Linked DNA regions of Homo sapiens: all the other regions are linked to region 2. Evidence: chromatin loops called from intact Hi-C (ENCODE). Cell type or tissue: PC-9. All regions are shown on one strand.

Evidence for each region. Peaks named below come from ENCODE experiments on the same cell type or tissue, not always from the same donor. Only the 100,000 strongest peaks of a DNase experiment are listed, where the experiment ranks them.
Region 1: it touches region 2 in a loop (2.2-fold over the local background); 13 of 110 quality-filtered maps call a loop at or near these places.
Region 3: it touches region 2 in a loop (6-fold over the local background); 16 of 110 quality-filtered maps call a loop at or near these places.

The regions. Positions count from the first base shown.
Region 1 is chr6:25,170,300-25,178,299 of GRCh38, reverse strand. No RefSeq gene overlaps it. Among named protein-coding and RNA genes, the nearest start is that of CARMIL1, 110 kb to the left of the region's middle. RefSeq lists an enhancer at 3,067-3,567. In PC-9, no CTCF peak of the experiment used is centred here; DNase peaks (open chromatin) are centred at 2,919, 4,099 and 5,279; H3K27ac peaks cover 5,763 bases.
Region 2 is chr6:25,067,038-25,075,037 of GRCh38, reverse strand. No RefSeq gene overlaps it. Among named protein-coding and RNA genes, the nearest start is that of RIPOR2, 140 kb to the right of the region's middle. In PC-9, CTCF peaks have their summits at 3,860 and 4,071; a DNase peak (open chromatin) is centred at 4,097.
Region 3 is chr6:24,699,132-24,707,131 of GRCh38, reverse strand. ACOT13 (acyl-CoA thioesterase 13) reads right to left here. Exons shown (of 3, transcript NM_018473.4): 3 at 2,086-5,673. The coding sequence ends at 5,517. C6orf62 (chromosome 6 open reading frame 62) reads left to right here. Exons shown (of 5, transcript NM_030939.5): 5 at 870-2,271. The coding sequence ends at 995. Among named protein-coding and RNA genes, the nearest start is that of C6orf62, 16 kb to the left of the region's middle. RefSeq lists a silencer at 7,671-7,835. In PC-9, no CTCF peak of the experiment used is centred here; no DNase peak of the experiment used is centred here; H3K27ac peaks cover 1,790 bases.

The DNA of each region.
Region 1 (8,000 bases), 100 kb before region 2:
AGCTGTCTGAGATAGGTATTGTCATGAACATTTTATATGTAAGGGCAGTTTTTCTCCAGTTAGAATCAAAGAACTGGAGCTGGAAGGAAGTTTGGAATTGCTGGCCTTTTTCATCAATTGGTTAATTAAACAATTTTTAAGTAAATATAATGTGCTAGACTCTAAGATGCTCTGGGGATTCAAATATAACCACTCTATTCCAGGCTTCATGTGCTGATGAGCAAAATAATATATCACTACTAGCAATAGTGTAGCAATTTCATAGCACTAATAAATTTGAAATTTTAAACCATTATTATAAGTAGGAATTTTTTATACACCCCAAGTGAAACAGTATACATCAATAAAAATGTGTTCTAAAGCCCTATTTATGTTTGTTATAAAGTAAACTAAGGCACAACAAAATTTCAGAGTCTCTTTGAGGAAACAATGATTCATGAATGGGACAGCTCCAAACCAGAAGTGGCTTAGGAGCTCCATGGAGGGAACACAAGAGGGCAGCTTTTATAGGATGAACATAGAAGTAAAGCAAAGAAAATATTTGATGGGTTACAATTATACAGTTGCCTTGTTTGGTCTATCCCTTTGGAAAGTCCCTAGTTACATAAGTTTATTGGCTACTTCTGATTGGTTGAGCTTAAGTTCTGTTTTTAATATAGGCATTTATAAAATATAGCTCAAGTTTCACTTACGCTTGTAAATCAAGCAAGGTTATGATGAGGCATAACCAATTTTGTCTGCTCAAGAATTCTTCAGGCCTGGTTTTCATTTTGTTTTCTTTAACATTTTAGTACCTATAAATTTACTTCTTTAACTGCTGCATAGTATTCCACAGAAGAATGTACCATAATGTATTTGCTCATTCCTCTGTTGATGTTACCAATATTTTGTTGCAATGGACAACTTTTTGTATAAATGCCAAAGTACTTCATTAGAAAAATTATACTAGAATAGAAGTAGAATTGGTGAATCAAAGGATATTCACATTTAAAAGTTATTATATAGATTACAGATGGTCCTGACTTACAATGGTTCAACTTATGGTTTTTCAACTTTATACAATGATGTGAAAGTGATGCACATTTAATAGAAACTGCTTTGAATTTGAATTTTGGTCTTTTTCCAGAGCTAGTGATAAGTAGTATGATACTCTTACCTCACACATTCAACATTTATTATAAAATAGATTTTAAATTAGATAATTTTGCCCAACTGTAGGCTAGTGTAATTGTTCTGAGCAAGTTTAAGCTAGGTTAAGCTATGATGTTCAGCAGGTTAGGTGTATTAAATGCATTTTTGACTTAAGATTATTTTCAACTTATAATAGTTTTATCAGAACACAACCTATTGTAAGTCAAGGAGCATCTGTATATAGATACTGTCAAATTGCTAAAAACACTCTATCAATTTATGTTCCTGTCAGTATTATCAGCATACACTTTTTTCAAAATTCTCACACAATATTATTCATCTTTAAAATTCTGTCAATACAAAGCTAGAAAAATGACTCAAGTTATTTTAATTGGTTTGTGAGGAGGGCAGAAGAGCAGGTTAAGAGAGACTTTCACTTTGTTTCTTCACATCTAATGGGAGACAAATCTGCATGACCTGGGCTAAAGTGGACTGAGCCAGTCTGAGACAGGGCTGCAAAGCCTTTGGCAGATGTCAGCATTCTTGAAACACAGAGGCTCTTCAAGGCTGTTCCTAGTGAAATTTTAAAATTGTGGTTTAAAAACAAGGATTACTAATTGCATTGATATTAATATAGCCAAGACTTGCTCTTTTTTGATTAATGAATTCAGGGTATATCTTTTCCCCTTTCTTTTACTTTCAATCCACCTGTGTAATTGAAGTTGAAGTGAATTTCTTATAGATAGCCTATTGTTGGAACATGTTTTTATTTTTATCCCCTCTGCAAATTTCTGTCTTTTAATTCGTGTATTTAGACCACTTACATTTAAGGGAATTGTTGATATGTTAGGGCTTATATCTGCCCCACTACTTTGTTTTCTTTTTGTTTCCTCTATTTCCTGTCCCTCTGTCTCTCTTTTTTGTACCTTCCTATGGGTTGATTGAACATGTTTCAGGATTCAATCTTAATTTATTTATTTTATGTTTTTAAGTTGTAAGAGGGAGGATCTAGGAGGAGTGGGGCTTACCATCATGGCTGGAGCTGGAAGTTGTTGAGTAATTATTTTTTATTGTCATAAAATGTACATAACACAAACTTTATCACCTTAGCCATTCTAAAGTGTGCAATCAGTGGCTGTGCAGGGAGAAACTCTCTCAAACTGTGTCTTTACTCTCACACTACAACAATCAACACAGAAGGCTTCTATGACCAAATATGTTGGGGGTTAGGGGGTTGGTTGCCACACTTCAAGCAGTGGACACCAGCCAAATGTCCTCCAATTCGATTCTTACACTATCTACCTAGAGATGGCGTCAGATCCCATGGGTTGGGTCTCAGTCCCCAAGACTGTCTCCTCTACACCAGTTGCAAGTCTGGGCCTCTGAAACTTCTGACCAACTAGCTTGAAGTTGAGATTCCCAGGAATCCCCTCTTTGGGTTTGATTAATTTTCTGGAGCAGCTCACAGAATTCAGGGAAACACTTAAATTTACTTGTTTATTATAAGGAATATTACTAAGAATACAGATGAAGAAACACATAGGGAGAGACATAGGGGAAGGGATGCAGAGTTCCATGCCCTCCCTGGGCTCCACCCTCCAGGAGCCTCCATGTGTTCAGCTATCTAGAAGCTCCCTGAACCCAGTCCTCTTGGATTTTTATGGAAACTTCGTGACATCAGCATTCCTTCCCCCAGGGTATGAGGCGAGGCCCTCATCGGGGAGACTCTTAAGACCCACAATCAGAAAGACAGGGAACATTAGAATCCTGCCTTGGGTCAGGTAAAAGGAATGCAGGAAAGAGATTATTTCCTGAGGCCTGCCCCTGAGACCTAACACACCCAGCATTATAACGAAAGACTGTAACAAGGGATGTGGGAGTTATGAACCAGGAACTAACTGTGAAGGAGAACATCATCGACTGTGCCAAACGAGCTCAGATGTCCAGGAAGGGGCTGACTAAAATGCATTATTTGAATATCATGATGCAGAAGATATATATATCTATATATCTATATAGATAGATGAAAACAAATATGTATATTTTCTATAATGTTCTATAACACAAGAAGTTTCCCAAACATTTATTTACATTGTTTGTTTATTCCCAAATATTTATATTTCCCAAATACGACAGCAGGGAGACTGAGAAATCACAAAGGACAGATGAGAGCGATGTTACTTAATGCCACAGAACAGGACATCATTTAAAGGAGTTACTCAAAGTGTTTCAGTTACTGCCATTAGGAACTCCTAAGCCCCTCGGCAGTGTGGGTGGTACGGGGTAGGTGTTGAGGTTAGCAGCACCCACAGGCTTCTCTTCACGCAGGATATGCTATATAGTGAATCGGTATCAAGACTGGAGGAAGGTAAGGGTTTCCAGAAAACCACCTTCAGGCCATGGTTTGGAGTAGTCTTATTGAAGTTTACAGAATCAAAAGTTACAGATAATTAGGAGGCATTGAAATACAGACCTGTTTTCTTTTTTCTTTCTTTCTTTTTTTTTTTTTTTTTTGAGACGGAGTCTCACTCTGTTACCCAAGCTGGAGTGCAGTGGTGAGATCTCGGCTCACTGCAACCTCTGCCTCCTGGGTTCAAGTGATTCTTCTGCCTCAGCCTCCCAAGTAGCTGGGACTACAGGCGCACCCCACCACACCTGCCTAATTTTTGTATTTTCAGTAGAGATGGGTTTCCACACATTGGCCAGGCTGGTCTCAAACTCCTGACCTCGTGATCTGCCCGCCTTGGACTCCCAAGTACTAGGATTACAGGCATGAGCCACTGTGCCCAGCTGACCCAGTTTCTACGACCAGTTTAGCCACAAAGTAGACATGTAACCAGAGGAAAGTGACTTAACCTCCTAGGGCCTCAGCTTCCCATATTACACACCCCTGGGATGAGAATGATAGGAGGTGTAGCGGGGTTGAGCTGGATAATATAAGGTTCCTTACAGCTCTAGACATTTATGATTTAACATTTTTTATGGATTGCTAATGCTGCTTTTTTTTTTGTTTTAAATGTCAAATTCTTGCATGTATAAGGCCTTGATTCTTTCAGGCCTGGGTTGTGTTGATTTATGGGCATGAGCTAATTCCAGATGACTCATTCTAGAAGTGATTGTGTAAGTATCCTTTACTTAGCTAAACATATGCAACATAAATTCATCTACTATAACATATGTTCTCTCAGAACATGCTACTGGCCAGAGTTATTAGATTTTGTTCACACCATAGATCCTGCTGTATTTTACAGCACTTCAGAATAACAATCATTCTTTTAAAACCCTTCTACACACCTTTGCTGTTTCTGTAAATACACCTGTCCTTTACAAGCATCTGGCTCTTTCTATGCATTCTTCCTCCAGAAATCATAGTATTATAGATTTGGAAAATGCTTGGCCTTCATTTTCCTGTTACAGACTGGTTTAGGTGTCCCTCTTAATTGTTCTTAATGCATTCAGTATATTCATTCATTTCTTAATTCATTAAAAATATGCACCATGCCAGGTGTTGGGGACATTGCAATGAACAAGACAGGCATGGCCCCTGCTCTCATTCAGTCATGTCTAGGGGTAAAGGTAAACCTTGGATAAGTAATAATTGGTGTGCTGACTGTTAAGAAGAACTACAGTGCTATACAAGCTGTATGATCATATTGGGCTTTAACCAATTCCTTGGGAATCAGATTTCTAGATGAAGTGGCATTTAAGTTGAAATCTGAGTAGTGAGTAGGAGTTAGCCAGGCAAAGATGAGGAGGGGGACCACTCCAAGCTGAGAGAACAGCTGAAATGAGAAAGTCCATGCAATATTTTTTTTTTTTTTTTTTTTTTTTACCATAAGAAGATCACACCGGCCAGAATGGAGAGAGGGCTGGGGAGGGTGATTTGACCTGAGTCTAGAGAGGCAGGCACAGATCAGACCAGGATGCTTATGGCAGGCCACGCTAAGGATTTTGGACTTTATCCTTATGGAAGTTGGAAATCATTAAGAGTTTAAAGAGAGATATGATCAAATCTGATATTTTAAATAAAGCTCATTTGGCTGTGATGTGGCAAGTGGGCTGGAGGGCAGGGTGGTGAGAGGAGACACAGGAAGCTCAGTTGGGACATTCCTGCTGTGGTTCAGACGAGAGCTATGTGGGCTTGGACTAGGGCAGTGTGTCTGCTTCAAGGGGAAAGGGTTTGGTGTTTTGTGGAATTTGGGGAATGAGGGAATGTTTCATGAAGCCGAAGGGGAGAGTGTTTTTAAAAGGAGGACATCATCGACTGTGCCAGATGGAGCTGAGATGTCCAGGAAGGGGCTGACTACACTAGAATGCATTATTTGAATATCATGATGTGGAAGATTTTTTGGGGGGGGGGGGCAGACTCTTGCTCTGTCACCCACACTGGAGTGCAGTGGTGTGATCTCAGCTCACTGCAACCTCTACCTCCCGGGTTCAAGTGATTCTCCTGCCTCAGCCTCCCGAGTAGCTGGGACTACAGGTGTGCACCACCACGCCTGGCTAATTTCTTGTATTTTTAGTAGAGATGGGGTTTTGTCATGTTGGCCAGCCTGGTCTCGAACTCCTGGACTCAAGTGATCCGCCCACTTTGGCCTCCCAAAGTGCTGGGATTAGATGTGAGCCACCGCACCCACCCAGAAAGATATTTTTGACCTCAGGAAGAATGCTTTTGGTGGAATGACGAGGGTGAAATCCATAGTGTGTGGCTTAAGGAGTGAATGGAAAGAAGAGGAGGAGAGAGAGGTGGAGAGACTACACCTCTTTCCAGAAGTTTGGCTCTGAAAGTAAAGAGAAAGGGTTAATACTAGATGGTAACAGTAAGTAAAGAAAGAATTGTAGTTTTACAGTTTTTTTGTTTATTTGTTTGTTTGTTTTTTGAGGCAGAGTCTCACTCTGTCGCCAGGCTAGAGTGCAGTGGCATGATCTTGGCTCACTGCAGCCTCTACCTCCCGGGTTCAAGCAATTCTTCTGCCTCAGCCTCCCTAGTAGCTGGGACTATGGGCACGTGCTGCCACGCCTGTCTAATTTTTTTGTATTTTTAGTAGAGACAGGGTTTCACCATGTTGGCCAAGATGGTCTTGATCTTCTGACCTTGTGATCTGCCCACCTTGGCCTCCCAAAGTGCTGGGATTACAGGAGTGAGCCACTGCACCCGGCCAGTTTTACAGTTTTTAAAATGGGAGAAGCTTCCACACATTTAGATGCTAAAGGAAGGAACAGATAGGAAAGATTTAAGAATCAGGAGAGAAAAGAGACAATAGCTTAAGATTCCCGACTATGGGGTAGAGGAGAATGCTTAGAACCAAGGTGGAGGAATTGGTCATTTGTCACATTTGCTGACATTTTACTGACATTTTCTGGCTGGATGTCTGTCTCCTTCACTGGGCTGTAACCTCCTGAAGGTGAAGGCTGAAATTCTATTTGATTTTATATCCCTAGCACTTAGTGTAGGACTTAGCACGATAATGTGCCCTCTGAGTGTTTGGCTGGGCTGACGTGTCACTTGTGGTAGGAAGGTCTCTACAGATGTGTTCCCTTAAGGATATAGACTGAAGGCCTTGAATGCTTAGGAAGCTGGGGATTGACTTGAGGTAGGTAGGGCTTCTTGGATAGATTTTTTAAATGAGAACTATGAAATGGCAAAGCTGTCTGGCCTGTTAGGTTAGTAACTTTGGCTGTTTATGCCTGATCCAAAGCCCTAGGCTAAAATCAGTCATGGTGGAGATAAAGAGCAACCTACAACATGCAAGTCAAGAACTACCACAGTGAATTCTCTCCTTCTTAGCTATCTCCTTGGTCTAGAAAGAAAGATGAACCCCACAGCAGCACCCCACAAGAAGAGAAACAGTGCTCACTCATTTGAGTCTACTTCTCATCAGATCTGATGCAACTTATCTGCACAGGCCATGAATGGAACAATGAAAAGATGACCTGAAATCTTTCCCCACTCAGTTGCTGTTAAATTTAACACAGACATAAAAATTAAGAAATTCAGTGAAACAATTATATTGCATTTGTATTTTTCTTCTGCACTGCCATTAATATTGGCTGGTAAAAATTATTCCATACTTATTTCCATGAATTTTGAAAAGACTTAAAACTGCCTGATATACTTGGGTGATATTCTTCCAGGAATGATAAAATGAGACAGAAATGGCCTTTGAGTGTTTTCAGGAAGGGAAAATGGAAAATGAAAGCTGGACTAAAAGGTGTTACAAAAGCAAACTAGTTAATACTTCCAAGAAATGAATATGCTAAGATATTGTTTGCTGATCAACATTTATTAAACATTTACTGTGTACCACTGATCTAGGCTCTTGGCCAGATATGAGCAACAAAAAGAAGATAGTGTAGTGCTTGCCTTCCAAAATCTAGCACAGTCCTAGAAAGAATTCAGGTTTCACTAAGGCTACTTAGGGAGAGAGTTCTCTAGGTTCTAGAAATTAAGGCAGGCACCCACACAAAGACTCAGTTGCAAATGGGTGGAAAGAATGATTTTTATTAATCAGCACAATATCTTAAAAATCCCAGTGTAGCCTTCTTTGATAAAAGACAGAGTACATGACTTAGAGGCTTAAGAGGGGTCTTCTACTACCCATTCTGGATTTCTGTTTTGAGACTTGGAAGTTCTAAAGTCCTTGCAGAGGAGATTCTGAGGCCCACCAGTAGCCTAAAATCTCCAGGCCTGCTCCCCTCACTGCCCCCACTCCTGGGTGGAACACAGACGTAGAAGATGCTACTCAGCTCAGTGGCCCTGCCCACCATGCACCTGACCCTGTGAATGCCTGTGGCTGGCCGTTCAGGTTAGTTCTTCTTCCCTCCTCTCCCACACCATGGAGACACAGGAAGAGAAGGAAGATACGTGT
Region 2 (8,000 bases):
AGAAGCAGTCTTCATAACACAAAAGTGCAAGGTGGACCCTTCCTTACACCTTATATAAAAATTAACTCAAGATGGATTAAAGACTTAAAACGTAGGACCTAAAACCATAAAAACCCTAGAAGAAAACCTAGGCAATACCATTCAGGACATAGGAATGGGCAAAGACTTCATGACTAAAACACCAAAAGCAATGGCAACAAAAGCCAAATTTGACAAATGGGATCTAATTAAACTAAAGAGCATCTGCACAGCAAAAGAAACTACCATCAGAGTGAACAGGCAACCTACAGAATGGGAGAAAATTTTTGCAATCTACCTATCTGACAAAGGGCTAATATCCAGAATCTACAAAGAACTTAAACAAATTTACAAGAAAAAAACAACCCCATCAAAAAGTGGATAAAGGATATGAACAGACACTTCTCAAAAGAAGACATTAATGCGGCCCACAGACATATGTAAAAAAGCTCATTATCACTGGTCATTAGACAAATGCAAATCAAAACCACAATGAGATTCTATCTCATGCCAGTTAGAATGGCAATCCTTAAAACATCAGGAAACAACAGGTGCTGGAGAGGATGTAGAGAAATAGGAACACTTTTACACTGGTAGTGGGAGTGTAAATTAGTTCAACCTTTGTGGTTGAGGATCTAGAACTAGAAATACCATTTGACCCAGCAATCCTATTACTGGGTATATAACCAAAGGATTATAAATCATTCTGCTATAAAGACACATGCACACGTATGTTTATTGTAGCACTGTTCACAATAGCAAAGGCTTGGAACCAACCCAAATCCCCATCAATGATAGACTGGATAAAGAAAATGTAGCACATATACACCATGGAATACTATGCAGCCACAAAAAATGATGAGTTCATGTCCTTTGCAGTGACATGGATGAAGCTGGAAACCACCATTTCCAGCAAACTAACACAAGAACAGAAAACCAAACACCACATGTTCTCACTCATAAGTGGGAATGGAACAATGAGAACATATGGACACAGGGAGGGGAACATCGCACACTGGGGCCTGTTGTGGGATGGGTGGATAGGGGAGGGATAGTTGATGGGTGCAGCAAACCACCATGGCATGACCTGCACATTCTGCACATGTACCGCATAACTTAAAGTATAATAAAAAATAAATAAAATAAAAAGAAATGAAATAGTGGCATTCACAGCAACCTGGATGAAACTGGAGACCATTATTCTAAGTGAAGTTACTCAAGAATGGAAAACCAAACATCGTATGCTCTTGCTTATAAGCAGGAGCTAAGCTGTGAGAATGCAAAGGCGTAAGAATGATAAAGTGGACCTTGGAGACTCGGGGAAAGGGTGGGAGGAGGGTGAGGGACAAAACACTACACATTGGGTACAGTGCACACTGCTCAAGTGAATGGGTGCACCAAAATCTCAGAAACCGCTAAAGAACTTATTCATGTAATCAAACACCACCTGTTCCCCAAAAACCTATTGAAATTAAAAAAAAAAATTGTGCTGAAAAAAAAAAGTGCAAGGTGAAGCAGTAAGTGCTGATGTAGAAACTGTAGCAAGTTATCCTGAAGATCTAGTTAGGATCATTGATGAAAGTGGCTATACTGAACAATAGATTTTCAATATAGATGAAACAGCCTTCTACTGGAAGAAGATGCCAGCTAGGACTTTCATAGCTAGAGAGGAGAAGTCAATGCCTGGCTTCAAAGTACAATGTGAATCTTTTGCTCAGGGCTAATGCGGCTGGTGACTTTAAGTTGGAACTAAAGCTCATTTACCATTCTAAGAACCTAGAGCCCTTAAGAATTATGTCACATTATTCTGCCTGTCCTCTATCAATGGAACAACAAAGCCTGTTTTCAGGTAATACACTTGTTTTCAGTATACGTTACTAAATATTTTAAGCCCACTGTTGAGACCTGCTACTCAGAAAAAAATTATTTCTTTCTAAATATTATTGTTCATTGACAATGTGCCAAGTCACTCTGGTGCTGTGATGGAGATATACAAGGAGATTAAGGTTTCATGCCTGCAAACACAACATCCATTCTGCAGCCCATGGATCAAGAAGTAATTTTAACTTTTAAGCCTGATTATTTAACAAATACATTTCATAAGGCCACAACTGCCATTGATAGTAATTCCTCTCATGGACCTGGGCAAAGTAAATTTAAAACCTTCTGAAAGGATTCACCTTTCTAGATGCTACCAAGAACATCTCTGATTCATGGGGAGGATGTAAGAATATCAACATTAACAGGAGTATGGAAGAAGTTGATTCCAACTCTCTTGGATGACTTTGAGGGGTTCAAGACTTCAGTGTATGAAGTAACTGCAGGTGTGGTTGAAATAGCAAAAGAACTAGAATTAGTAGTAAATCCTGAAGATGTGACTGACTTGCTGCAATCTCAAAACTAACAGATGAGGAGTTGTTTCTTATGGATGAACAAGGAAAATGGTTTCTTGAGATGGAATATACTCCTGGTGAAGAGGCTGTAAACACTGTCCAAATGACAACAAATGATTTAGAATATAACATAAACTTAGTTAATAAAACAGTGGCAGGATTCGAGAGGATTGACTCCAATTTTGAAAGAAATTCTACTGTGATTAAAAGGCTATCAAAGAGTATCACATGCTACAGAGAAATCCTCTGTGAAAAGAAGAGTCAATTGATGTGGCAAACTTCATTGCTGTCTTATTTTAAGAAATTGCACCAGCCACCCTAGCCTTCAGCAACTACCACCATCAAGGCAAGGCCCTCAACGAGCAAGATTACAACTCGCTGAAGGCTCAGATGATCATTAGCATGTTTTTTAGCAATGAACCATTTTTTAAATTAACATATATAATTGGTTTTTAGACATAATGCTCTTGCACATATAATGGACTATAGTATAGTATAAACATAACTTTTATATGCACTGGGAAACCAAAAAATTTGTGTGACTCATTTTATTATTTGTTTTCTCGCGGGGGTCGGGAATCAAACCCACAATAACTCTGAGGTATGCCTGTAAATAATATATAATGTATATATGCATGTGTGGGTGTAAGTGTGCATGCATGTGCATGTGTGTGTGTGTGTGTAACTCCAAGGACAAAGATGTGAAGCACTTACACCAATCTATTAACAGGGAGAAGAAAGACAGGAAGGTAATGGAATCTTCTACCTCTTACTCTATATGCTTCTGTACCATTTAAATGTATTACTATAAAGCATTTTTATATTTGTTGTGGAATTAGAAAAACAAAAACATTAGTATATATAACATTGTAAACCCTTAACTCTACCGCTGTAACTCAGTTATAATATTTTTAGTATTCTTTTCTAGCTTTATTAAATATTTCTATTTTTAGTTAGATATTTTATATCTTCTTAGACATCATGTTTTCATATTACTACATGTTAAAATAATTATAATATTCCATATTCTGAATGAGCCATAGCTTCAACTTTTCTTCAATTGTTGACTATTAAACAATCTTATGAAGATACCATCCATATTACATTTTTCATGTTTTAAATTCTTTTCTTGCAAGAAAATTCTTGAAATTGGATTATGGAATCAAAGGATATGAACAATTGTTCTGATGCATCTCAGTCTTCCAGTGAATGTGCAGGCCCATGTAACATGGACAGTCTTCTGTGTTCTACCTAAACATATATTTCCCACGGTGCTCCACAATGTTAATTCTGCAGAAACTACCACTCTGCTGTTTGCAAATGTTACTCGTGCACTCTTTCTTTTCCAAAAATGCCTTCAACACCTTTAAGGGGATAATGTTTTCTGAGAAACAACGAAAACCTTATTCAGTGCCTCCATATATTCTAAAGCATTAACCAAACGTAAGAAAAAAGATATCAGAACTTTGCCTTCTTGTCATGGCCATGTTATTATTTTAACAGCTAAAAATCAAGGTTAGTTGAACCAAAAAAATAGTTAAACTAGAATTGTAAGAATAAGTATTTTCCCTGTGGACTCAATTTTAATTTGAATGGAGAAAATGCTACCTTGAACAGTTGCAAGTAGGTACATTAGGAAACTGCAATGAGCCTATGTTGTCGACAGGTGGCGGAAGAGGACCACATCAAAACCCTGCGGCCGGCACACTAGTTCCTTTTTGCCCCTTTGAAAGCTGTAGCTGTGGACTCCATGAGGACTTCAAAGTAATTAAAGCGGCTGCCTTTCACCTTTTCAAGAGTTTGTTTCATCTGATGTATCTAGGAAGAGAGGGGCTTCCTTTGGGGTCCCAGTGGTCCCTTGGAAGCTCTCCCTTGAGTCTTCACACAGATACCCCCTCCACCCTGTAGCGTCCTGTTCACCCCACTGCCTTGCAGGCTGATGTGCGGCACGCTTCACCGAAGCTTTTGGGTATTTAAGGACACTACAGAGCAGAAGGTTAAAAATTAAAGTTTTATGCTAAGTATGACTTCCTCTTATTTTGGTGAAAAACTAACCTTCCTTCCTTCCTTCCTTCCTCCCTCCCTCCCTCCCTCCCTTCCTTCCTTCCTTCCTCCCTCCCTCCCTCCCTCCCTTCCTACCTTCCTCCCTCCCTTCCCTTCCTTCCCTTCCTTCCTGAATGAGATGGAAGATCTCACTATGTCTCCCAGGCTGGCATCAAACTCCTGGGCTCTATCAGTGTTCCCACCTCACCCTCCCTAGTAGCTGGGACTACAAGCATGCCCCACCACACCCATCTCTAAGGCTCCCTTCACAGGAGGGTGCTTTGGGATGCACACAACTCCTAATCATTATTTCCTGCTCTCAAATCCAGGCCTCTTTATAGGGAGAGGGAAAAAAATGTATCTCTCCTTCCTATCTCACCCAGGCATTCTTCACCCAAGATTTAGGAGACCTCTTCCACTCAAAGGAACTCATCCTAGGACCTCATAGGAACTCATCCTAGGACCATGCCTGTTCCTAGGCAGTGCATTTCCAAATGAAATATTCACACTAATAATTCCTCAATGGCTTCATAGATGCAATCAGCCACCACCTGTATCACTGCAAGACCCCGGGGTCCATGGCTGAGAGGGAGGGAGCCCTGCTGGCTTTGGACTTCAAGGCCTCCTGGCATCCAGGGCAGGCAGGTACACTCTTAGTATGGCTGTCTTAGAGATCTTCCCATGGCTAAACATGCAGGTGAAGGTGGACTCAAACCCACAGACCTTTGAGCAATAAATGTTTATTTTCCCAGAAAGTTGTCTCCATTTTTAGGAAGGAAGGGATATTTTCCTAACTTGCCAAGCAGAGGAGTTCAAACGTCACTTTATTAGGCAAAGCAATGTTATTTCTTGTGTTTTGAAGTCACTTCTCCCCAACCACCCCCCGAGCCGTTTTTTTTTTTTTTTTTTTTCAAATTATGCATCTTTAGGCCAACCAGGAATAGGAAAGGGGCCTATGTCTAAGACATTCATTTCTTAATGAACATTCCCTTCAGTACACAAAAGCTAGACTCCCTTAACTTTGAAATGCCATGTTGTAGGGGGTAGGTTCTTAGGGTCCTCCTCAGCCTCAGCCTGTGGGCAGGTGGGAGTTGGGTAGTTTTGTTCTTTCACTTACATAACTAAAAAACCAAGATGGGAGGACTGGACGCTCTGTGTAACCACAGATATCACGCCATTGAAGGGTGCAGTCCGAATGAGAGAGTCTCATGTGTTAATAATTATCTGCTACTCACAAAATGGTAGCCCTGCCCAGTAATCCAGCTAAGGAGCTAAAAAGAGAATTTTTCATTTTTGAGGCATGGACCTACCCCATCTGGACCTGTGGAGAGCCTGTTTCCATTAAAACAGCATTTACCAACCTGGTCATTTCAGTAGCTGTGATTGGCTCAGGTGAATGAAACTTAGCAGTAAAAATTTTCATTTATCTCTTTTGCATGGAAAAACCTTTAAGACTGGGGTAAATGTGCTTCCACAAAATAGGTCAAGTAAATTCTTATAAGGCCAAGCAATGAAGCAATGTTTCCAGGGGCCTCAGGCCAATAGTTCTGTAGGAAAAAAAAATGAAAATATCAGTGGCCTCGCAAGCCAGGAACAAACATTTTGTTGCCCTCTGGGTAGATAGATGTTATTAAGCATTAAGTTCAACTAGACATTTGGGACTCAATGATTAGGGCATTTGTGACCATTGCAACAGTGAGTCCCAGCTGCCCGAACCCCACCAGCTAAAGTATCCACAGCTCTGGTGCATCTCTGTAGAACTTACAGTGAATTCTGGAAATGGTACATGCCTAATAATAATTATGTTATCATTGTACACTTTTTTTTTTTTTACAAAGTGTTTATGAAGACAGACATGCTTCAATAACATTACCTAGGAAATGTAGCATTTGCGTTCCCGCCCAGAAGAGAACTATTTTGAGCTTGGTTGGGTCCCATCTGGAATTGACTTTTCCCATTAAAAGGACAAAATACTAAACTTTACTCTTATTTCTCGCTAGTGACTTGGGGCAGAAAAGAGGTAACTGGAGAAAAAGTGTCCTGATTAAGGAGAAAGAGCAGTACTACAAAATTGGGCAAATAAAGGGAGAAATCCTTCCCGGGATAATAATTCATCCTGGGCTTATATTTTGTAAAGCTTATTACAGAAAGCGAAAACTCCTTAGGGATATAATTGCAAAAACACTCTGAACTTATAGTGCTACACCAAAATGAAGAATTTGCTTTGATGCATGATTAGTTTTAGCATTTATCCAAATTTAGTCCCCTGTAGAATAAGAATAACTTTGGACACAGAGGAGATATGAACTGGATAGCCAGAGATAAATAGAAACACAAATCAGAACAGAGCAGAGGTCATTCTTATCGCCATACTCAGCTAAGGGTTTTCATCAATTTATATTGGAAATGAATGAACAATTCATACTAAAAACTCATGGTATCATTTACAGTTTACCATGTATAACGTTCAAAGTAACTGTAAGGAAACCTACAACTGATTCTCATTCTAGAGTGTGGATTTGATTTCAACTCCTGTGCTTGTGTTTATAGGCTCAGGATTTGAAGAACCCTTGGGTGGTGGTGGATGAGATGACTCCTTTAGGGGGCTCTGACTCGCCACTGAGACAAGATCCTGGGTCTCTATCCTGGCTAACACGGTGAAACCCTGTCCCAGCTACTCAGGAGGCTGAGGAAGGAGAATGCCGTGGACCCGGGAGGCAGAGGTTGCAGTGAGCCGAGATAGCGCCACTGCACTCCAGCCTGGGAGACAGAGCGAGACTCCATCTCAAAAAAAAAAAAAAAAAAATCCTGGGTCTCAGACAGAGTAGATCAGGTGAGGTGAGCAGCAGCTCCTGTTCCTTCTGGAGCGTCACACACCCCATTTCCACAGCACTCCTTTCCTCTGAGCCAGTTATAGCTCCCATTAAGTTTCTTCTTTCTTTGCATCTGTCAAGACCTCCACCATCCTCAATGCTTACCTCCGTGGCATCCCCAGCCTGCACCTCTCCTTCTCCAAACCCCCATCACACCATACAACTGAGCCTCCAGTTGATGGCTGGCCATTTAAGGTGAGTTAGTGTTGACTCCTCTGCAAGCGCTGGAAGTCAGGGACTACATCTTATATTCTGCGGTCATACTGCCTAACACAGTGACATTTTCAGTTAATCCTTAGCAATAACAGCTAGCATTTATCAAGTTTTATGATGTATCAGGTGCTTTGTTAAGCATACAACATACATTGTTTCTTTCAAGATACAAAGATTTTGTTATCTCTGTGTTGTCAATGAAAAAACTAAGGCTCAAAGAGCTAGTTAACTAGACAGCCCAGTGTCACGTTATTCATATGAATCCACTCGTGTCTTCCTCTACGTGAGGCAGGTTTCTCCTATGCCCTCTGCATGGGTGTAGGGGAAGGTGGTTCTGGTGATTTCATCTGGCCCCAGGACCTTTGCAAGTTCGTAGCATACTCCCAGTGTGCCCACAAAACCTGTGCTTTGCAATGCTAAAGGCATTTCTGGAGACATGAGAGTGGCTAGGTGGGAGGGG
Region 3 (8,000 bases), 370 kb after region 2:
TTATTTACATTTGTAGGCTACTTCAGACATCTTCAAAGTCAGAGTCCTTATTTTGCCTTTTAGAGGTGCTAGATAGTGAAGAAAAGATGAACTTTGTAATTAAGTTGGATGTTCAAATGGTAACTACTTTTTAAAAATAAGGGTTTTGATTTAACTGGTAATACTTTGGCTTTTTTCTAGTCCCTTACCCCAGGATATGCTTAAATCTTTTATTTATTTTTTGAGACAAGGTCTCAACTCTGTCACCACGCTGGAGTACACTGGCATATGGATCATGGCTCACCGCAGCCTTGACCTCCTGGGCGCAGGTTATCCACCTCAGCTTCCCGAGTGGCTGGACTACAGGCGTGTGCCACCACATCCAGCTAATTTTTATATTTTTTGTAGAGATGGGTTTTCGTCATGTTGCCCAGAATGGTCTTGAACTCTTGGGCTCAAGCAATCCTCCTGACTCAGCCTCCCAAAGTGCTGGGATTACAGGTCTGAGCCACCACACCCAGCCTTAAATTTTTACCTATTCCTTCATCCTCTCACTAGCTTCTATTCTTACCACATCTGCTTTATCTTCCTCTATATAAAAATGACTTCAAACTTCTCAAAATCTGTCCCCATGAAATGCCTTTAGCTTTAATTTCTTCTAGCAAGTAGTCTCTGGTTTACTTCCCTAACTTTTTATCTTCTAATTCTGCATAAATTTTTCCTTTATCTTATATGGCAAGATTTTGTCTGTCTAGAATATGGATAGGGACTACAATTTGTCCCTTACTCTGTATGTTAAGATGTTTAATAAATTGTGGGAAATGGACTTCATGTGACAGTTACGCTAAAGTCTTATTTTTAAAAAATATTAAAATGTTTTCCCCTTCCAGACTCCAAAAAACAAAGCTACAATCTTCAAGTTATGCAGCATCTGCCTCTACCTGCCACAGGAACAGCTCACCCACTGGGCAGTTGGCACCATAGAGGATCACCTCCGTCCTTATATGCCAGAGTAGAGTACTGACCAGCAAAATGGAGAAGATCAGAGAATGCAGCAGCAGTTTTTTTTCTTGTTTTCTTACCACTTTATTCTTTCAGAGTTTAAAGAAAATGGACTCATGCACAGAACACTATGCATTTTGAAACTTGTTCATCCTGGATTTTTTTAAATCATTTTTATCTCAGAACTTAAACAAAAATTAGATGTCGTGCACGGACTGTGTGAAAGAAGATGCTTTGCATATTTGCTGCACTGCATCAGTATCTTACTAAAAATGTGAAATGAAAGGACTATTGTACACTGAAATGCTTAAATGTATCTGAAAGCACAAGGTGATACTCATTTTTATGGTCTTCCCATTTGTGCTGGTTTTTGCCTCTTTGACATCTGTCATCAGTATTTAGAGGGTGAGAAGTGAATGTAACAGGTATAAATAACATTTTTAAAAACAATAACTTTGCTATAATCACAGTTGTTCCAGAGCACTGTCAGATACATTCTAATGACCAGAACTGGTTTAAAAAAAGAAAATACAACCATGGGAAAGAAATCTTAAATGAAAAACGCATCTCATTGTAGGCATTTTTGCCTCATATTTTACTGGGCCATGTTTGTTTCCTGGTACTCATGTATTTTTTTTTTCCAGATCTCTTTCCCCAAGTTGCTATTGTAAGAGTATTCTGCTGCGTGTGGATGCAGTTATACACATTAAAGCAGATCTGGAGTCTGAAGTAGCTATAAAGCAGCTATAAAACAGAAATACATGCATAGCTGCAGAAACCATGATAGGTAGAGGACTTTTCTTTTGGTTTTGTTTTGTTTTGTTTTGTTTTGTTTTTGGTTTTACAGAGAAGAGATTTTTATTACAAAGAAAAAAATTCCAGTGAATTGTGCAGAAATGCTGGTTTTTACACCATCCTAAAGAAAAACTTTACAAGGGTGTTTTGGAGTAGAAAAAAGGTTATAAAGTTGGAATCTTAAATTGTAAAATTAACCATTGAGTGTCAAAGTTCTAAAAGCAGAACTCATTTTGTGCAATGAACATAAGGAAAGACTACTGTATAGGTTTTTTTTTTTTTCTCCTTTTAAATGAAGAAAAGCTTTGCTTAAGGGTTGCATACTTTTATTGGAGTAAATCTGAATGATCCTACTCCTTTGGAGTAAAACTAGTGCTTACCAGTTTCCAATTGTATTTAGCTTCTGGTTGGAATTTGAAAAAAAAAGAAAAAAAGAAAAAGAAAACCTAAATAAAATAGGTGAAAGTTCCCTGACTATTCAGGTGAATACACAAAGTTTGAAGTGTTAACTTTTTCTTTCCATTTCACTGATGTTACTGGTCACCTTAGAGAATTATTTCATAGTCTGTGGCTAAATAGTAAATTCAGAAGAAAAATACCTGGCAATTGAGTGTGTAACTTCAACAAGAACAGGAATCAAGAACATACTGTCAGCTTTCAACAGTTAGCAACCTGGCCTTATGCCTTGCTTCATGGGAAAGGGCCATTCTTAAATTTCAAAATGCTTTCATGTGTCCTCTTATTTAAAAATTAGAATCTATTTGAAATAACATTTTGAATGTTTATTATAACCAGGTACTCTTCTAAGCTCTTGTCTTAACCTCTCAACCTTTGGTGGAAATAGATGCAGAGGTTAAGTAACTTGCTCAAGCTCAGATCATAAGTAGTGGAGGATTTAAAACCAGGCTGGCTGGCTCTTAAGGCCTATGCTCTTAATTTACCATGTTGAATTAATTTACCATATTGAATTACACTTATGTTCACCAAGTTAGGCATTTTGGCAGCCATTGTTTACGTTTTTATTTTGGAATAATTTAGAAAAGTTACCAGAGTAATATGAAAGCTGTTGTGTAATCTTTACCCTCATTTTTATTATTTTGCCACATTTTTTTCATTTTCTCTGTACACTTATACCTGTGAGCTATTTGAGTTTGTTGCACACTTTGTGCTTCCTTACCCCTTCCTTAGTACTTCGGCATATGTTCCAAGTACAAGAATATTTCATATAACTAGAGTAAAATTACCAAACTCAGGGAATGTTGATACTCTTTATCATCCATATTCGTTTTGTTGTCCCAGTATCCTTGGTAGCTTGTTTTAGATCCCCCCCTCTAGAGTACAGGATCATTGAATTTAGTTGTTCTCAGTTGTCTTTAATGTGGAACAGTTCCTTAGCCTTTATGTGTTCCATGACCTCTATGTTTTTTGGAGTACAGGGCAATTTTTCTTGTAAATTGTTACTCATTTTGCATTTGAATTGTTTATTCATGCTTAACGCCCTTCTCAAGTATACTCTCCATCTGCTCTTCATTGATGTTACTTTTGAGCGCCTGGTCAAGGTGTCCTGGTTTTGCCCTATGTGTGGTACTTACTACTAGCAATCTCTGGGAAGCAATGTGCAAATACCCTGTTCCTTTATCAGGAGCTCCCTTGGCGATTCTTTCCAGACTAAAACCCAAACCAGTCTTTAACTATGATGGTTACAAAATAGTGATTTTCCAAATCTAATGCTTTGTCCATTTACAGCATTTGTTGTAAGAGAGTGTTCTATCTCTGCCATTTATTATCTACCTAAACACTATGGCCTCATATTTTTTCCCTCCAAATCATAATTTGCATGCCTTTATTATTTTGAGCATCTCCTTTCATGCATAAGATACTGTAACCTTTCTGTCCCAGCCTCAAGCCCTGGAGTCAGCTGTTTCTCCAAGGAGCCCAGCTTCCTTTTAGTGGGAAATACTAGAAGTAAACATCTGGGACTCCTGTATGCTCACTGCTGCTATTGCTACTGTGGAGTCTTCTGCCCTTTCACAGTGGACAGATCAGCAGGCGATCTAATGTAGGGAAAGGATTTGTCTTTAACTGTTAACTTGACTTAAATTTACTTAAAGCTGCATCCTTTTTAGTCTTTAGTCATGAAATGTTCATTAAGATTCCCTGACAGAAATCAAGTAAGAGTCAGCTGGGTGCAGTGGTTCACACCTGTAAGTCCAGTACTTGGGGGGCCAAGGCAGGAGGATTGCTTGAGCCTAGGAGTTTGAGACGAGGCTGGGCAACAGTGAGACCTTGTTTCTACAAAAATAAAATTAGGCGTGGTGGCACACGCCTGTAGTTCCAGCTACTCAGGAGACTGAGGTGGAAGAATGTCTTGAGCCTGGGATTTTGAGGCTATGGGAAGCTGTGATTGTATCACTCCAGCCTGAGTGACAGAAGCTGTCTCAGAGTGCCACAGTCAACTGAACTTGGAGACTTCTGAGAAGTGAACTTGGTCTTTTCAATACTATAGACTTGGAGGTTTGAGATCTGCATGGTTTTATTCTCGGTACAAGAAAAGGGGCTAGTAGCATGCTTTTTTTCTTCCCCCTCTATTGGACCATTTCCTGTAACACTAACATGCTTAGCCTCAAACTTTTCTTGAGGTCTTTTTTAGGCATATGGCTCAATCTATTTTATTTTTCAATATGGGCTGTAGTTCATATATTTTGAAGTTTCATAATCTTAAAAAAAGGAAATGCAAGTGTAGCTTGGCATTTTAGATCTGGGAAGGACCTAAGATTCGCTAAGGATTGGCCATTGCTGTGGTCTCCATGTGTTTCCCCTAAATTTGTATGTTAAAATCCCAACCCCCAAGGTGATATTAGCAGGTGGGGGTCTTTGGGAAGTTATTAGATCACGAGGGCAGAACCCTCAAGATTGGAGTAAGTGCCCTTACAAAAGAGAACCCAGGCTGGGCACATTGGCTCACACCTGTAATCCCAGCACTTTGGGGGGCCAAGGCAGGCGGATCACCTGAGGTCACGAGTTCGAGACCAGCCTGGCCAACATGGTGAACCCTGTTTCTACAAAAAACTACAAAAATTAGCTAGGTGTGATGGCACATGCCTATAGTCCCAGCTACTTGGGAGGCTGAGGCAGGAGAATCACTTGAACCCAGGGGGCAGAGATTGCAGTGAGCCGAGATCGTGCTGCTGTACTCCAGCCTGGGCAACAGAGCGAGACTCCATTTCAAAAACGAGAACCCAGAGGGCTCACTTGCCCCTTCCACCACACAGTGAGAAGGCACCATCTATGAGCCAGGAAGCGGGCCCTCACCTAACAGGATCTGCTGGGCCTTGACCCAGGACTTTCCAGCTTCTAGAACCATGAAAAATTTCTGTTGTTCCTAGCAGCCCAAACAGAATTAGAACCATTAATTTCTATTTCTCCTTTAGCTTAACACTGGACTTTAGTTTTAATCTTAACTGAGAGTGGTCCTGCTAGTTTCTTTGCTTTACCTGTTTTTAAAACACTTTGAGCTAAGAATTTTTCACCCAATTATCACACATGATTAGAAAACAAGATGCTTAAAGTGAAAAAAGACACCCCCACCTTTACCCTACTTGATATCCAGGTCCTTTTCCTCCAAGAATATTTCTAGCTGCTTCTGGTTTTGCTAGTTTATTTCAAAAATTACAATTGTTTGAGTCAAATCTATACTTGATATTCATTGTTGGGTTTCTTTAGGTCATTCTGCTGTTCTCTCAGTTTCCCAGGTGTTTTGTGTGTCTTCCTTGTGCTATTAATTTTCCTGTGGCCTTGTTGGTCAGATCCACAGAGGTAAATGCAAGTGTTTTTCCTTGCTTCAGAACATGTGCTGTAATCACTATATCTTCTCCTAATTTTGCAGGTGACATGTACCTTGAAAGAAAATGAATATAGTTAACAGCAGATAATTTTTCAAAGGGAAAGTTGTGTGCATCTCACAACAGTGTTCCTATGTAACTTATTTTACTCCTAAAAATAGTTTTAACGGTAGTATTGGTAAGCTTTCTGTACTATCAAATGTGAATGGCTGGTCCTAACCAGGTTCTATTTTACCCATTCCTTACCCACACAAGTTTCTTTTCCCAAATATGTGAGAAGAGGTTTTCTTGCCTCCCCTTTTTTCCCTTTACATTTCCCACTTCACATTTATTTGGGGCTGGTGAAAGATTTCCTCCAGCTTTCATTTAATCTCCTTAACTTCTTAGATGAAATATCACTTGGTGTCTGTATATTGTCCTATCCATATTTACAATTTATTTGACTCTAAAATGACAATATAACAACTATAAGGAATTGATATGATGTCCTTACAATCTTGATGATGGACTGTCTATATTTTTAAGAGATGTACATCCTAGTCACTTGTAATCATAAGTTGTCTTTAACTCAGCTGGCTCCAGCTAATTAAAAAAAAAATTGGGGAGATGAGGATTGTTTAAAACAAATGTTAATGTTTTAAAGGGAAATAATTTCCTTACAGTTTATTTTTATGTTTCTGCTTTTTAGAAAGAAACCTTTAAAAAGGATATGTATTTTTGCCATATTCAAAATAAGACTTCAGTATTTATGGCTAGGAGGTATAAGAAAGGTGGATCTGGCCGGGCACGATGGCTCAAGCCTGTAATCCCAGCACTTTGGGAGGCCGAGGTGGGCAGATCACCTGAGGGCAGGAGTTCGAGACCAGCCCGGCCAACGTGGTGAAACCCCGTCTCAACTAAAAATACAGAAGTTAGCTAGGCATGGTGGTGGGCACCTGTAATCTCAGCTACTTTTGAGGCTGAGGCAGAAGAATGGCAGGAACCCAGGAGGCAGAGGTTGCAGTGAGCCGAGATCGCGCCACTGGACTCCAGCCTGGGCAACAGAGCAAGATTCCATCTCACAAAAAAAAAAAAAAAAAAAAAAAAAAGGTGGATCTTATTGCTGGAAAGAACAGGCTTGTCTTTAATTCACATACCTCAATGTAAAGAAATGAAAAATAGTATGTTTAGTAGTAGTTTGGCCAGTTTTTATTATTTCCCTAAATTTTGTCTTAGAAATCAAGAATTTTGGCTAACAGCCATTAACTTAAACTGAGGGAAGATAAGGAACCCTTTGTGCTACAGATGAGTAAACATTAAGTCCGGGGAATTTGGAGATTGACATTTTGTCAGTAATACTCTAAAATTTCCCCTTTTGTTGTTTTGGAACCTCGCTTGTTTTTAACCTAAGTCACAGTCTAACAGGCATCCTCAGTCTGTATAATATAGGACTTGATGTGCAGGGGTGGAGTAAATTTGGTACCATGTCAAGTAAATCAAAGAGTGAATCATGAAGTGTTAACTGACTGAAACATTATTCATTTACTTTTGAAATATCTCTAACTTTTGAAAGACCATGTCCTAGTTTTTGTTGAAGTGAATCAGTTTTTGAAGCGTAGGCAGCTCTTGATGGCCAATGCTTTTGGCAACACATATTTGAAAGGCCAAAACTATGTTTGACTTACTGAAAATTCCTTAGGGTTCTAAAGGCAAAAGTACCTTAGTAGATCATGAAATGCAGTGCTAGGTTTGAAGATCTCTCTGCTCTTAATAGAGACTTTTAGGGAAAATCAAGTCATCTACTGATCTCACCTCTTACCACATGAAATAAGGACTGCTGAATATGCACACCAGTAACATAAGCAGAGCCTTTCTTTTCTGTACATCTTAATTTCAAAAAGAGCATTTGGCTGCATCTTGTAATTTGCTTATTGTACCCTCAATTTAAGTTATTCCCATGAAGAGGGACTGAATGTTTCTTAAGTAAACTTGATAAAATATTTAGATTCCTTAAAAGCCTACATTGGCTGGGCGCGGTGGCTCACGCCTGTAATCCCAGCACTTTGGGAGGCCAAGGCGGGCAGATCACAAGGTGAGGAGATCGAGACCAGCCTGGCTAACACGGTGAAACCCCATCTCTACTAAAAATACAAACAAATTAGTCGGGCATGGTGGCAGGCGCCTGTAGTCCCAGCTACTCGGGAGGCTGAGGCAGGAGAATGGTGTGAACCCGGGAGGCGGAGCTTGCAGTGAGCCGAGACTGCACCACTGCACTCCAGCCTGGGCCACAAAGCGAGACTCCGTCTCAAAAAAAAAAAAAAAAAAAGCCTACATTATTTCCATTACCCTCATATCTACTCACAATGGCTCTCTCAACCTGACCTCTCAGTTAGTTACATTTTT